2 separate regions of the Mus musculus genome follow, and region 2 is linked to region 1. A link is a loop called in an ENCODE intact Hi-C map of the cell type or tissue named here. Cell type or tissue: heart. All regions are shown on one strand.

The links. Peaks named below come from ENCODE experiments on the same cell type or tissue, not always from the same donor. Only the 100,000 strongest peaks of a DNase experiment are listed, where the experiment ranks them.
Region 2: a loop joins it to region 1, with 2.1 times the contacts of the local background. A loop is called at or near these places in 6 of 42 quality-filtered maps.

The regions. Positions count from the first base shown.
Region 1 is chr15:58,342,680-58,345,179 of GRCm38, forward strand. Anxa13 (annexin A13) reads right to left here. Exons shown (of 8, transcript NM_027211.2): 7 at 2,246-2,356. Among named protein-coding and RNA genes, the nearest start is that of Klhl38, 20 kb to the left of the region's middle. In heart, no CTCF peak of the experiment used is centred here; DNase peaks (open chromatin) are centred at 762, 1,402 and 2,002; H3K4me3 peaks cover 211 bases; H3K27ac peaks cover 2,500 bases.
Region 2 is chr15:58,186,830-58,189,329 of GRCm38, forward strand. The region is part of intron 6 of Fbxo32 (F-box protein 32); the gene reads right to left. Among named protein-coding and RNA genes, the nearest start is that of Gm36112, 22 kb to the left of the region's middle. In heart, a CTCF peak has its summit at 1,378 (motif pointing left); a DNase peak (open chromatin) is centred at 162; H3K27ac peaks cover 1,620 bases.

The DNA.
Region 1 (2,500 bases):
CCAGGGAGCTGGCTCAGCCATTAAGAACACTGACTGCTCTTCCAGAAGACCCAGTTTGATTTTCAGCACCCACATGGCAGCTCATAACTGTATCTGCAGTTCCAGATAGACACCCAAGGAATCCAATGCCCTCTTCCTGGGCATCAAGCATACATGTTGCATGGATTGATATACAGGCAAAACACCCACACACATTAAATTATATATATATTAAAAAGAAATGATTTCTTCCTTGTACCACATCAGGAGGAATAATGGTTCCAGTTATCACATTTCAAACTGATCACCATTTGTAGGACTTCTTCTGAGTCTAATTCATAGAAAGCTTAAGAACTCGGGGCAGAAGGGACATGGGGAGGAAAACAGACAAAACATTGTCCTGCTTCAGCCTCTTTCAGCTGCAAAGAGGAGAGCTACACCAGAAAAAAAAAAACAAAAAAAAAAAAAACAAAAACAAAACAAAACAAAAAAAAACCTTCCAGACTGGACAAAACAAGTCTTATAGAGAAACAAAGTTTAGTTTTCTGTTTGGTTTTGATTTTGGTTTTGGTTTGAGCTCTGCCTTGCACAGCAGGCCTAGAAACCATAGAGAAGCATCAGGCTCCCCTTCTCCTGTGTGTGGTTGTACTGAGAAAGAGAAGAGCGAAAGGTAGGAGAGGGTCAGGGAGTAAGGAGTTGTTTGCTGTGGATACTGCTCTCCATCAAGAGACTACTGGAGGACAGATGCTGCCCTGCTGGGCGTCCTCTGGCTGGCTGGATGCCCAGCCCTGGGGGAGGGGCAGGATGGAGCAGCTGGCATTTTTTTCTAGTCCAAGTGGAAGATTAGAGGATCCCCTAAACATATATGTGCTGGGCCCAAAGCGGTTCAGAGAGACTGACCACATATGGAGATGACCCACACTCACATGTGGTCCGTTTGGAGATGGAATTGAACATGGAATGCTGACAACCCATCTGATGGGACCCAATCTCTCACAGGGTCTATAGAACTCTGCTGCTCTCAAGAGTTCCCTGGAACTTCAGCAGGGGCTGAGTGGCTGAGAGCTGGAGAGACAAAGAAGGCAGAGCACCTGAAGGGAGGGAGAGAGACTCAGAACTGAGGAGAGAAAGCAAACTCTAGCAGAATAGCAAAGAAGCTGCTCACATGAATAAGGGGGGCATGGAGGAGGGGGAGAAATTCCAGGCACAGAAATAAAAAAACGAAAGAACTGCCTTGCTGCTGTGAAGCTATATTTAAGAACAACGTCAGCTGTTAAGCGCTTGTCGAAAGGCATGGGTCAGAATTTGGGTTGGTACCGCTCCCTCTCCACTGAACACTTTTTAAAAAAGATGTCTGTGGTTTTCAGCTGCTTGACTCCTTTCATTTCGCCAAGGCTTCTGCCACAGCAGCGGGGACAAGCCTGCCACTTCCCCTTCACCTCACTTCTGCTCACCAAGGCCTGACAGCCCCAGGCGCTCTCTGTGACACTTGCTTGCTGGCTGCTTCCAAGTTTCTGCCTACTCCGGCCCTTCTCTTTCCAAGACTCACATTCTTCTCTGAGAGGGGGTGCAGACTGCTCCTTAGGGAGCAAAAGAAGCCCCAGTCTTTTTATATATGAAGTACTAGTATTTGCATTGGAGCTCATAAGCAGATATTCAGTATTCTCTGTGCTGTTAAGTTTGGGTGAGGAAAGATAGTAATTTGAAAAAAAATAAGTGTCTAAAATAGCTCTTTGAGAGGGTCTGGATTGGAAAAAAAGAAGCCAAGAAACTGTTTTGTTGAAATTTTAGTTGGGGGGTGGGGTTGATTTTTTTTTGTTTGTTTGTTTGTTTTGTTATTCTGAAAAAAACTCATCCTTGTAAGGTGTGCTCCGTTAGATAAAGAGAGTGAGGAAGTCACTTGTGTCCTATCTCTGCTTGCTGCGGGGTGACCCCTTTCCAAGGCTCTGGATTGTTTTCCTTAAAATAGAGCTGGGTGTAGCTGTGCTACCTCGGAACAGCTCCAGCAGTTCCTCTTTACTGCGCCACCAGCTCTCTGGAGCCACCGATGACAAGAATAGAAGCAGCTCTCAGTATTGTATCTTAATAAAAGACAAGGAGAAGGCTGAAGTAGAGTCCAATGTGGTCTGCATATTCTGGGAAGGGAAGGGCTGTCTTTGTCTTACGGGGTTTTGAGAAATAGTCCAACGACAACAACAGTAACCAATGACATCAGTGGGAGGAAAAGATGTTGGAGTCCCCTTTTTTAGAGTCAAGTGTTTCTTACCTCTGCTCTGGTCACAATGATGCGAATTAATGTCTCCTCATCTGTCCCCATACCCTTCATGGCCTTGTATAGTAGGTCAGCAAAATAGCCCTCAAGGTCCTGGGCACATCTCACTAGGAGGGAGGGAAAAGGAGGATGTGAAATGTTCTCATAGTTTGTGGGACAACACAGGGAACCTGCACAGGCACAGCATGTCCCAGCTACTTGTGGGACTTCTGGACTTGACAGGCAGAGGTTTGGAAGGATCTGACTTTT
Region 2 (2,500 bases), 160 kb before region 1:
GGGGAGAAACTGTAGGAAGCAGAGCAGAGCCCAAGCACATGGGAGCCAGCCAGGGTTTTCTTGGTACCAGGCTCACTGCGATTCCCAATGTGGGTTAGTCTTGGCAATCATCTGAGTCCCTTGGCAGGCAGGACAGGTACTAGTGGGAAGATGGGCCACAGAGGGACTTGACAGGGTTGTGAGAAGACTAGACGTGTCATGGGAGGGATGTCACAGGGGAGGGATGTCACATGGGCAAAGAGCAGATCCAAATGGCATCCCGAGGAGCCTGGGTCTCAGTTTCTCCAGCTCCCAAAGCCTGTGCTTAGAATACTAATGCTGATCCTGCAGTGGACTCAGGCCTCCTGTTTCTTCAGAAGTGCCTGTGACCTGACAGCTTTTACAGCTCTCTTATACCCCAGGCTGTTGGGCTGAACTTTCAATTGTTTGCAATGTTCAGGACTTGGTATGACTGCAGAAAGCCCTCGACCTATCTGTCGTTTATCATCTGCTGTTGATCATATGAGCTAATAAAACTGCCATGGGATTTTCTTTTTGTTTCCAGCACTTCAAAGCCTCTACTTTTTTGGTTAAAACTCCCAGGCCAATTATTACATTAACTCCCATTAAAGGCACGCTTGCTTGGCAGAGTTTGCTCTGTCAGATTTTCAAACCTGAACTTTTCCAAAACCCTTGCCCAGACCTCAAGCCAAGCCCTTACTCCTGATAAATGGTTAACTGCTTGCATGCCTTCTTCCTTTTGAATATAAACATATAAAAGGAAACACACGTCACTCCTGCAGCCCCAGTCGAGCATTTGGCTAGACTCCGTTTGTGCCTATCCCAGCTCCCATTTTCCAAAACACTGCTTTGCCCACAGCTCTATAATTATATCTTATTTTTCCTACAAACCAGGGCTCTTAATTTTGTCCTTCATCCTTCATTATATAAATTATGTCTGCCAATAAAAATTGGCTTGAAAGAATTCGATATGAAGATTTCTAAGGCAAACAAGGTTCTATGCTGGGGCAATGGTGGCAGGACTCAGGAAAAGAGGAAGCACTGACTATGAAAGACGCTTGAATATTTTCATGGATTAACATACTTCTCTTTCTGACAAATATAAAAATACAGTCCTGACTGAAGTAGAGTGTTCTCATTTTCTCCTCCCTCCCTCCCTTCCCTCTCTTCCCTCCCATTCCCCCCCAGGATCTTACAGCCTAGGCTGGCTTCAAGGTTGTTAGGTAGTTGAGAATGTCCTTAAACTTCCCATTCCCCTGACTGCACTTCCCAAGTGTGCTGAGATTACAGGCCTGAGCCACCAAGCCCCTTAAGAGCTGGGGATTTATGTTAGACGCTCTTCTTTACTGCTCTCAGAACAATACAGCTTAGAGCCCCCTAGTGGGTTCAGGAAAGAACAGAGTGTAGAAAGGACCAGGAGTTAAAAGTGAGCAGCCTGGAGTCTGATGATGCCAGGCCTTCTGTGTAGAGGCCTCAATACAATTACACTCTGCCTGCCGCCATGTTTTTGGTTTCTACATCCTTGAATTCACTAAGTCACAGATGGAAAATACTCAGAAAAAAAATGCATCTGAACTGACTGTGTAAAGCTCTTTTTCTTATCCTCGTGTCCTGTGTACATAGCACCCTACAAGGTTTTAAAACTGGGCTAGATATGGTCAGCAGTGCAAAGGAGGATGTGAGTAGGCTATTGTACAGTCACTAGCTACTGTATGCATGATACTTTCATCCAGGGCATCCTCAGGGTGTCTTTGAATCTATCCCCTGTGGATACTGAAGATGATCTTTCTCATTTCCAAAACAAGGGATAGAGTATCCTGCTATGTGACTGGGTAGAAGAGATGAGATAACATGCAGACAACACTCAGCACAGTGTCCAGTAAATTCCAGTCATTTATCTTAATTACAATTAATTACTAGATAAGTTAAGTATCACATGGAAAGGATTTACAGTGTGTGTGTGTGTGTGTGTGTGTGTGTGTGTGTGTGTGCAGCCAAGCCCTTGATCATAACACCTAATGCATCTATATTAATGCTTACCACATTCTAGGCCCTGTTCCAGCTGCTGTCTGTAGACTCGCTTATGCAAACTCACGCCTATGCTAAATCTCACACAGGGCTATGAGATGGCCTCTATTTTCCAAATGAGGAAAGTGAAACAGGGGGAGACTGAGTACTACGTCCATATCTTGCAGTTGCTAACTTATCCTTGTCATCCAGAATTTAGGACAATCTTCTCCTCCAATCCTGTCCCTCCGAACCCTGAACGCGTACTTCAGCAGGCGGGGGTGGGGTGGGGGGTGGGGGGCTGCCTCCTCAAATACACATTCACCTCTTTGACTAAAATCTATTCACCTCTTTGACTAAAATGCTGCCTCTGCCAGGCACAGAGCTGGAGGTGACAGTGTCCTTTCCTTTGACAATCAGAAAGCAGTGGGTGGAGACAGACCTATATGTGTATGAGATCATTTTACCTAGGCAGAGCAGTTCTGAAGAAGAC